Regions from separate parts of the Homo sapiens genome. Here region 2 is linked to region 1. A link is an interaction called in ENCODE POLR2A ChIA-PET data of the cell type or tissue named here. Cell type or tissue: HepG2. All regions are shown on one strand. Each heading gives the region's core, and the rest is flanking DNA. Links, peaks and the distances in the headings are about the cores only. Region 1 overlaps GLDC (glycine decarboxylase). Region 2 has its middle 19 kb from the start of GLDC.

Region 1 (5,380 bases), core at 233-5,232:
CAACATGGCAAGATCACTGTCTTCAAAAAATTTAAAAAATTATTAGCCAGGTGTGATGGCATGAGTCCTTGATCCCAGTTACTTGGGAGGCTGAGGCAAGGGGATTGCATGAGCTTGAGCCCAGGAGTTTGAGGATGCAATCAGCTATGATCATGCCACTGCATTCCAGCCTGGACAACAGAGTGAGACTGTATCTCTCAAAAAAAAAAAGGTATAATTTTATATATATATATATATATCTGATACTACCTGCTCCCCCATTTCTTGAGAAATAATACACCAAAATACACGCAGTAATGCAATTGTATGTTGATTTTCCTTACTCTTTTATATGTATTTCATAATTTTCTACAGCATGATAATAAACATGTTTAGTTTTTTAAAAAGCAATCACCAAAGCACTCCCCAGGACCAACAAGAGTCTAGTAGAATTTATCTCTTTATTATTCTGTGACATGTCAATGGCTGAGGAGCAGGTTTCTATATGAGAGTTTGGGGGATCTCCTATCTTGTGTAGGTCTCAAGCGAGCAGGGCATCAACTCCAGCATGACCTGTTCTTTGATACCTTGAAGATTCAGTGTGGCTGCTCAGTGAAGGAGGTCTTGGGCAGGGCCGCTCAGCGGCAGATCAATTTTCGGCTTTTTGAGGATGGCACAGTAAGTCAAATTTTCAGTATTTTTACCAGTTTTTCAAATTTTCACATTGTTTCTCATTAAAAGGTTTTCTCTTTGTTTTTAAAAAATAAAAAGGAAAACTTTAGGCACAGTCCTATTTTTTCATAAACAAGTGTTATTTACATTATGCAACACTGTGGTCTTTTCAGTAAAGGATCATTCACCCTTTGCTTTCTTTTAGACTTAGTGTTTTCATATGTGGGACTGAAATGCACATATTTTGTTCATAATACTCCTCTCTTCACAGTATGACTGACTTTAAGATAAAGGCTCTGATAACTGATATACAGGTTAAGGGAAGAAAATCTCCTCAATATCTGATAAGTGGGTTAAGGGAAGAAAAAGATAAGCATGTCTAGCTTCAAAAGGAGTGTCCTGCAGCCATGGAATGTTAGAGTTCAGAGGTGGCTGGCAAAACTCGAAGCCTTGTGAAACCTGGGACTGGTCTAGCCACCTTCCTCTAAGCCTTAGCGTGGAGATAATTGTACCCTGATATTTTGGAATGATGGGATTTTGTTTAGCACTGTCTCCCCTTTGACCTCTCTTGGGATTCCTCCAGTGATGTGGAGTTTAGAGTTGATGTTTTCCATTTTGTTTGTGTTTCTGTAGCTTGGTATTTCTCTTGATGAAACAGTCAATGAAAAAGATCTGGACGATTTGTTGTGGATCTTTGGTTGTGAGTCATCTGCAGTAAGTAAAATAAAAACATGCGTTCCTCATCATAACTATTGGAGGTGGTAGCAAAAGTAGCTTATCCCCTGAGTGTGAGGGAGAAGGGGCCCAAGTGTGACACTGGTAGCTTGTTGTTAAAATTATTCCACTGACTATCCCTTGCTAGTCACTGCTGACAGCTGGAGGTCACTGCTGTAGGGCTCCAGCCAGTATTATGCACCCAGGCTAGTTGGAAAGATTGTTAATGGTGTTTCATTGAAAGTGCCTCTAGGCTGGGGATGGTGGCTCATGCCTGTAATCCCAGCACTTTGGGAGGTCAGGGGGGCGGGGGGGCAGATCACCTGAGGTCAGGAGTTCAAGACCAGCCTGACCAACATGGAGAAACCCCGTCTCCACTAAAAATACAAAATTAGCCAGGCATGGTGGCACATACCTGTAATCCCAGTTACTCAGGAGGCTGAGGTGGGAGAATTGCTTCAACCCAGGAGGCGGCGGTTGCAGTGAGCTGAGATTGCGCCATTGCACTCTAGCCTGGGCAGCAAGAGCAAAACTCCATCTCAAAAAAAGAAAAAAGAAAGAAACTGCCTCTACTACAAAGATGCAAGACATTTGTATCTTGGTTATGTCATTCATTGGAAAATTATGATATTCATTTAATACATATTTATTGAGGACCCAATATGTGTCAGGTGCTATGCTAGGCCCTGAAGACACAGTGGTGAATTAGACATGCTTCTTGTCCTCCTGGTGCTTACAGTTTATTAGGGATTCAGATAAACAAGCTTAAGATTAGAATCCAGGTGACTGATGTGTGAAGATGTTCTGGGAGCTCACAGGATGAGCTCCTTACCAAGAAGATAAGCAGGAGTTATCTAGACCAAGATGGCACAAGAGGGAAAGGAAGATGGGTCCGAGTGTTCTAGACACTGGAGAAAGCAGTCACAAAGGCTGGGAGAGGGAGTACATGAAAGCTATAAGCAGTTCAGTGTAATGAGTTGCTTTCTAAAATAATGAAGTAGTGGGGGAAAGCAAGAGAAAAGTTACCATTCCATGGGATGAGAGTGAAAGAGAGCCGACAGTAGCTACCTAGACCTGTGGCAAGGTGTTAATCACAACAGCCTACACTGCCTGGTGTGTATTAATCACTAAGTAAATATTTGTTAAATGGATAGATGAAAGGAAGTAGAAATACCTTCCAGAGTGCTGAGTGGTGCTGTCTTGCTTATCTGTGCCCTCTTTGAGAGAGGACTTCAAAGGGTTATACCAGATAACATTCATAAATGATCAAAGAAGCATCACAGTGTTCTCTTTTAAACCTCAATTAAACAGGACTGAGTTAGCTCCTTCTCTGTAGAACTCTGCACTAAATTTAATCACAGATATTTGGTTCATGCATTTGAGAAATGTTTCTGGAGCATCACTAAGGGGTCAAGAGGGCCATTATTTTAGTTCATTTGCATTGGAGTACCTGAGGCTAAATAATTTATAAATAAAATAGCTTTATTTGGCTCATGTTTCTGCAGGCTGTGCTGTGCAAGAAGCGTTTGCTTCTGGTGAGGGTTTCAGGAAACTTCCTCTCATGAAGGAAGGGGAAGAGGAGCAGGCATCACATGGCAAAAGAAAAAGGAAGAGAGAGAGAGGAGGGAGGTGCCAGGCTCTTTTTAACAATCACTTCTCATCAGTTCTCATGGGAACTAGTAGAGTGAGAACTCACTCATTACTGTGAAGACAGCGCCAAGCCCATCTTCAACACTGGGGATCACATTTCACCCTGAGATCTGGAGGGGACAAGTATTAAATCTGTATTAGTCATATTATTAGCCTGGCAAGGAATGAGGATCAAGCCATGTATTGATTATATATTCTGGATATTAAATCCTTATCAGATATATGACTTACATATATTTTCTTCCATTCTGTGGGTAGTCAGTCTCTTAACTTTCTTGATAATGTTCTTTGATGCACACACATTTCAAATTTTATAGAAATTTAATTTATCTAATTTTTATATATGTTTATTGTTTATTCCTTTGGTGTCACATTTAAGAAACCATTGCCAGATCCAAGGTTATGCAGATTAGCCCCTATATTTTCTTTTTTTTTTTTAAGATGGAGTCTTGCTCTGTCGCCCAGGGTGGCGTGCAGTGGCATGATCTCAGCTCACTGCAAACTCCACCTCCCAGGTTCACGCCATTCTCCTGCCTCAGCCTCCCGAGTAGCTGCGACTACAGGCACCCGCCAACACGACCGGCTAATTTTGTATTTTTTAGTAGAGACGGGGTTTCACCATGTGAGCCAGGATGGCCTCGATCTCCTGACCTTGTGATCCACCCACCTCGGCCTCCCAAAGTGCTGGGATTACAGGTGTGAGCCACCGCGCCTGGCCTATTTTCTTCTAAGTTTTAGTAGTTTTAGCTTTTAAATTTACATCTTTGGCCAGGCTCAGTGGCCCATGACTGTAATCCCAGCACTTTGGGAAGCCAAGGCAGGCAGATTGCTTGAGCCCAGGAGTTTGTGACCAGCCTGGGCGGCATGGTGAAACATCGTCTCTAGAAAAATACAAAAATCAGCCAGGTGTGGTGGCATGCACCTGTAGCCCCAGCTACTCAGGAGACTGAGGTAGGAGGATTGAGCCCAGTAGGGCCAAGGCTACAGTGAGTTGAGATCGTGCCACTGCACTCTAGCCTGGGTGCTAGAGAAAGACCCTGCCTCCAAAAATATTAAATAAATAAATAAATAAATAAATAAGTAAAATTATATATTTGATCCATTTTGAGTGCTTTGTGGCCCAGCCACCCAGAAGCCTGGATGTCCACATGTGGCTCCAGGCACAGTTCTGGCCCTATCATCTCTGTGTTTCTCCTTCAGGAACTGGTTGCTGAAAGCATGGGAGAGGAGTGCAGAGGTATTCCAGGGTCTGTGTTCAAGAGGACCAGCCCGTTCCTCACCCATCAAGTGTTCAACAGGTTTGTGTGTCTTGTGTGACTTCTGCGTTTTGTGCTTTGGTAATCAGCTAGGGAGTTAGGCAGAGTGCTGCTGCTGATTTCGCCTGCTGTGGCCTGGTTATTCTGGCTCAGCCGTGGCTCCCAAGTATTTCATCCTCATAACGATCCCGTTCCTGACTTGGGAAAAGCACACTTTGTTTCCTGGTGGCTCTGCTCCCTTGGCAGTCAGGAAGCAGGGATGAATAATTGCCAGGCTGAAGTTCACTCCCAAGAGCCCTATATCCTCTTCTTCCCAACCTTCAACTCATACCCACAGTCAGCTTCTTGTCCAAGACATCCTCTGAGGTTTGTGGGGGTCTGTGCCCTTCTCTCTGAGTGTAGTTGACATATTGTCCGTGGCCAAAATTGATCTGCATTTTGAAAGTAGATTTCGGTGTGTCTTATATGTCAGGAGGATGTGCATGGACTCATATCTACTTTTGGGGCCCCTAATTCTGTGTTTTGTGTTCACAGCTACCACTCTGAAACAAACATTGTCCGGTACATGAAGAAACTGGAAAATAAAGACATTTCCCTTGTTCACAGCATGATTCCACTGGTAGTTATTTGTGGCCTTTTTTCTCATTTCCAAGCTACCCCAATCCCACGTCTCTTGGTCCTACCTAATATGCTCCAAGAGCAACAAAGGGGTGGCCATGCTGGGAGAATGGAGGGTTGATTGATGGACTATAGAAAATCACTAATGTGATACATTTTGGATGTTCTTCTTAAAGGGATCCTGCACCATGAAACTGAACAGTTCGTCTGAACTCGCAGTAAGTAGCTCACTTCTGTAAGTGGATACTCAGCAAGGGGCAGTGTTCTAGCTTCCACCTAAGCCCAGAACTAGTGAAATCTACTGGGACTGTGATTCTGTGATTGAAGAACTATTTTAATAATTCTTTACCTTGCTATTCACCAATCTTGGGAGTAACCCTGTATTTCTCACGACTTCATCATTTAAATGTATGGGTAAACTTATTATTTTTTAATAAAATTAATTAAATGTATATGGTATTTATGCCTTTCTATCCTATCCCTCCCCCACC
Region 2 (5,380 bases), core at 276-5,275, 74 kb before region 1:
CCAAAGGCTTCTCCCCTCTCCCCACTTCCACCCAAAACACAAAAACAAGCTATCCTTCTGAGTGCCTCAGTTGGAACAGCAATTGAGGGATACTGTTTGGGAACGCGATTGCCAAGGGCGAAACTAAAAGAATTCTACTAGGTAGAAGAGGGGAATAATAATAAGAGTTGATAGTATTTACATGCACTAGGCATTCACTGTTCTAAGCACTTTTATATATGTTAAAATAAAGGGTAGGTAAATAAATTAACAAAACTCCAGTCCACAAACCCCCGTCTCATATAGAGGGGAGCTATAAAACTTTTTTTTGTTGTTACAGACAGGTCTCACTCTCACCCATGCTGCAGTGCAGTGACATGTGCTTGTAGCTCATTGCAGCCTCCAACTTTTGGGCTCAAGCAATCCTCTTGCCTCAGGCTCCTGAGTAGCTGGGACTACAGGTGCCTGCCACCATGCCGGCTATTTTTTATTTTATAATAAAATAATAAAATACCTAATGTATATTTTATATTGTTAAATATAATATTTATATTATATATAAATACAATGTAATATTAATATAACATTAATATAATTAAAATATAATATTTATATAATTATAATATAATAATAAGGCTGGGCGCAGTGGCTCATGCCTGTAATCTCAGCACTTTGGGAGGCCGAGGCCAACATGGTGAAACCCCATCTCTACTAAAAATAGAAAAAGTAGCCGGGTGCGGTGGCAGGCGCCTGTAATCCCACCTACTCCGGAGGCTGAGGCAGGAGAATCACTTGAACCCTGGAGGTGGAGGTTGCAGTGAGCCGAGACTGCGCCACAGCACTCCAGCCTGGGCGACAGAGCAAGACTCCATTTCAATAATAATAATAAAAATAAAATAAAATAAAAATAGCCATCATGGTGCCAAGCACCTATAGTCCCAGCTACTCAGGAGGCTGGGCAACCACCTTTGAGAAAAGGCTATCTAGTCACAACTGCTTTTTTTTTCTTTCTTTCTTTCTTTTTTTAATAGAGACAGGGTTTTGCCATGTTGCCCAGACTGGTCTTAAACTCCTGGGCTCAACCTATCTGCCTGCTATGGCCTCCCCAAAGTGTTGGGATTACAGGCTTGAGCCACTGGGCCTGGCTTACAAATATTATTATTTTTTTTGAGATGGAGTTTTGCTCTTGTTGCCCAGGCTGGACTGCAATGGCATGATCTAGGCTCACTGCAACCTCTGCCTCCCAGGTTCAAGCGATTTTCCTGCCCCAGCCTCCCGAGTAGCTGGGACGACAGGTGCGTGCCACGACGCCCAGCTGATTTTTGTATTTTTAGTAGAGACAGGGTTTCACCATGTTGGCCAGGCTGGTATCGAACTCCTGACCTCAGGTGATCTGCCTGTGTCAGCCTCCCAAAATGCTAGGATTACAGGCGTGAGCCACTGCACCCGGCATGAAAGAGTGACCTTTGGAAACTGACTGAGTCTGTTCCTCTTCTTGGGAGCTGCTGCTTTTCTTTTTTTTGAGACAGAGCCTTGCTCTGTCACCCAGGCTGGAGTGCAGTGGCGCGATCTCGGCTCACTGCAAGCTCCACCTCCCAGGTTCACGCCATTTTTCTGTCTCAGGCTCCCGAGTAGCTGGGACTACAGGCGCCCGCCACCACACCCGGCTAATTTTTTGTATTTTAGTAGAGACGGGGTTTCACTGTGTTAGCCAGGATGGTCTCGATCTCCTGACCTCGTGATCTGCCCGCCTCAGCCTCCCAAAGTGCTGGGATTACAGGCGTCAGCCACCGCACCCAGCCAGAGGAAGACTCTTAACAAATCTTGTCCATTGGAAAGGCACTGACTCAAATCTGCAGAACAAATCTTACTAAACAAGCATTGTTTACTATACTTTCTCTGGTCATCTCCCCACTACTTGCCTCCCCATTCCCAGAAACCCAAAACTCCTTTTCTTCTGTTTAGTCTGAGATGTTATATCAGTCCCAGTTCTAACCAGCCCTTGGGGTTACTCATATGGGTGTTTCCACGTATACATGCAAGATGCACAAGTTAGTGAACTTCTGTTTGCTTTACTCATGCTAATCTGTCTTTTGCCAGACTAGTTTACAGGGACTCAGCTGGAGACCCTAAGATGAGTAAAGGAAAATTACTTCTTTTCTCCCATGCATATGTTTCATCTTGACTCTACTTGGCTTTTTTTCCTCTTCATTTTTTGTGAAGGCTGTATGTGTCTGGGCTTCAATATTTTCAAATGTATGGATGAGTTGTTCGTCTTCTTGCAGTATCTTTTTTTTTTTTTTGAGATGGAGTCTTGCTGTGTCGCCCAGGCTGGAATGCAATGGCACGATCTTGGCTCACTGCAACCTCTGCCTCCCGGTTTCGAGCAATTCTCCCATCTCAGCCTCCTGAGTAGCTGAGATTAAGGACACCCGCCATCATGCCCAGCTAATTTTTTGTATTTTTGTAGAGACAGGGGTTTCACCATATTGGCCAGGCTGGTCTCGAACTCCTGACCTCAGGTGATCTACCCACCTCGGCCTCCTAAAGTGGTGGGATTACAGGTGTCAGCCACTGTGCCTGGCCATTGCAGTGTCTTTATATCCAATGCACTCACTTTCTAAAATGCATAGAGGATGTTCTATGTGCTATTCCAGAGGTCATTTTTGCAGAGATAATGGCATTTGAGATAAAACACCCATGGTTTATTTGCTCTTTTCACAAGCTGGTCACTGAGTGAACTTTGGAATTGACTCTGATACCTGTTGGTGTAAAGCTCTGTCCAGGCAGTGCTGGATTACACCACCATGGCCAGCAAAGCCAGGAAACTCCATGTGGAAGGGAAAGGCCTCAGTGAGGTGACCCACTTAAGTGTTTTGCCCAATGCCACAAGGGGGGCAAAGTCTGACCATTCTGAAAACTTGTTCCTGTTCCCTTGAGCCACTGTGGGATTTCCTCCCATCTTTAATCACTGGCCATCATAAGCAGTGATTGGAATCGGGTGCATTCCTTCCTTGTCATTCACTCTGTAGCCTTGCACAAATGGGCTGACCTGGGGTTAATTGTTACCTCAGAGGTCACAGGGATCTCCTGCGCACACATTCCATGCAGTCTTTTCCTGTTTCCCTTCCCTCTGACCTCACCGGGTTGTCTGGTCACAGTGTCCCCACCCCATTTATGACATTTTCTCCTCTTTGGTCTCCAGGACTCTATGCTGCCCTGCCTCCTCTCTCTCAAGACTTCTTTGCTTCCTTAAGGAGCTTTGCTCTCGCTCAAGTATAGGTGACCCTCAAGGTTTGGTTGGATCTGTGTGGTTGAATCCTTTCCCAAACAGCCTGCTTGAACACTGTATGCTAACTCACTTCCCCTCACCCAACCCCTGGAGATAGCTCTGGAGCTCAGATCCCTCAACCTGACCTCTGACCTCCACCACACAGGAGCAACTGGCCTGCTCTGTCCTTCCCCTTCGATGCTCCCACCAACCCCCAAGCTCACCTTTCTGGAGCTAGTCAGCTTCCTACACCCTGGACCCACTCTTCACGGACAGCCCTGTTTCCATTATGGTGGCCAAAACCCTCCCATTTGTTAGACTCACATCTCAGGAATGACCTTTGATCATTCACCTGTAAGTAGCAGTAAGGGTCTTCATTGCATTTTACTAATATCAAGTAACTGTTTTTTGTTTTGTTTTGTTTTAGACGGAGTCTCACTCTGTTGCCCAGGCTGGAGGGCAGTGGCACTATCTTGGCTCACTGCAACCTCCGCCTCCCAGGTTCAAGCATTCTCCTGTCTCAGCCTCCTGAGTAGCTGGGACTACAGACGCTTGCCACCACGCCTGGCTAATTTTTGTATTTTTAGTAGAGACGAGGTTTCACCATCTTGGCCAAGCTGGTCTTGAACTCCTGACCTCAGGTGATCTGCCTGCCTTGGCCTCCCAAAGTGCTGGGATTACAGGCGTGAGCCACCGTGCCAGGCCAAGTAACTGGTTTTTGTTTGTTTGTTTGTTTGTTTACAAATAGGACTTTTTGTCACTATTAAAAGTCTGAATTTTAAACAGATACTTGAATTGGTGGTTCATATCTATCAGCTCATTCAACTTTAGCACCTGTCTTGTCCCCAGGAGCTTTTCCAGAACTACTGCCTTGACCATGAAGCTCAATGAATTTTCCCAATTCAAACTTGGGCCGCTTTTCTTTTGAGATGGAGTCTTGCCCTGTCGCCCAGGCTGGAGTGCACTGGTGCTATCTCAGCTCACTGCAATGTCCGCCTCCCGGGTTCAAGCGATTCTCCTGCTTCAGCCTCCTGCGTAGCTGGGATTACAGGCGTGCCATCACACCTAGCTAATTTTTCTATTTTTAGTAGAGATGGGGTTTCACCATGTTGGTCAGGCTGGTCTCAAAATCCTGACCTGGTAATCCGCCCGTCTCAGCCTCCCAAAGTGCTGGGATTACAGGTGTGAGCCACTGCGCCCCGCATGCATTTTCACTTTTCTAATCAGGACATCAGGCAGAGGATAAATAGACTGGTAAGCCTTTTCTTTGTCTTTTCCAATGCTATCTGGAATCAATTTATTGACCACCTTTTCAAGTCACTTTTCTGCACCTCTCAGGTCATGTTTTCAGTCATCTCCTTGGCATACTTGTTGGTATGTGTGTAAGAGGTTTTCTGTATCTGACTGGTTTTTTTTTTTTTTTTGAGACGGAGTCTTGCTCTCTTGCCCAGGTTGGAGTGCAGTGGTGCAACCTTGGCTCACTGCAACCTCTGCCTCCTGCGTTCAAGCAATTCTCCTGCCTCAGCCTCCCAAGTAGGTGGGATAACTGGTATGTGCCAGCACACCCAGCTAATTTTTTTTTTTTTTTTTTTTTAGTAGAGACAGGGTTTCACCATGTTAGCCAGGCTGGTCTCGAACTCCTGACCTCAGGTGATCCGCCTGTCTCAGCCTCACAAAGTGCTGGGATTACAGGTGTGAGCCACAGCGCCTGGCCGACTGTTGTTTTTTACCAACACAGAATAGGCAAAGCAAGCAGTAGTAGTCTTGGTAAGCAAGACATTGGCAGTCTTGACATTAACATGAGCTGCAATCATTGCCCTTTTTTCACCATGGAACACATTTTGTCACTGCTAAGATCCATGCCATGCAAGTTAGGCGTTTTTGCTCTGAACATCCTCGATAATAAGCTTGACTTTTCTAAATGCAACTTCATCATTCAGCAAGGTTCACTTCAAACAAATGACCCTTGAGCAAACAGAGACAAATTTTCATTTCTGGAGTCCTGCTGACTAGTATTTCCCAATATTTCTTACACTGAACATAGCAGGTGCTTCCACATCATACCAGTCTTTCTTAGAAGATGGATCGAATACCTTCTTCTTGGCTCCCTTTTTGCTGCCTTTCATAAGG

What was found. Peaks named below come from ENCODE experiments on the same cell type or tissue, not always from the same donor. Only the 100,000 strongest peaks of a DNase experiment are listed, where the experiment ranks them.
Region 2: POLR2A ChIA-PET joins it to region 1 with 31 read pairs; 6 of 35 experiments call an interaction of 5 or more read pairs at or near these places.

What each region holds. Positions count from the first base shown.
Region 1 is chr9:6,588,128-6,593,507 of GRCh38, reverse strand. GLDC (glycine decarboxylase) reads left to right here. Exons shown (of 25, transcript NM_000170.3): 10 at 518-657; 11 at 1,285-1,365; 12 at 4,216-4,313; 13 at 4,806-4,890; 14 at 5,066-5,107. Among named protein-coding and RNA genes, the nearest start is that of GLDC, 55 kb to the left of the region's middle. RefSeq lists an enhancer at 2,405-2,699. In HepG2, for the core only: no CTCF peak of the experiment used is centred there; DNase peaks (open chromatin) are centred at 1,097 and 2,567.
Region 2 is chr9:6,662,446-6,667,825 of GRCh38, reverse strand. It overlaps the pseudogene RPS3AP54. Among named protein-coding and RNA genes, the nearest start is that of GLDC, 19 kb to the right of the region's middle. RefSeq lists a cis regulatory region at 2,717-2,730 and an enhancer at 2,652-2,796. In HepG2, for the core only: no CTCF peak of the experiment used is centred there; DNase peaks (open chromatin) are centred at 2,765 and 3,055; H3K4me3 peaks cover 268 bases.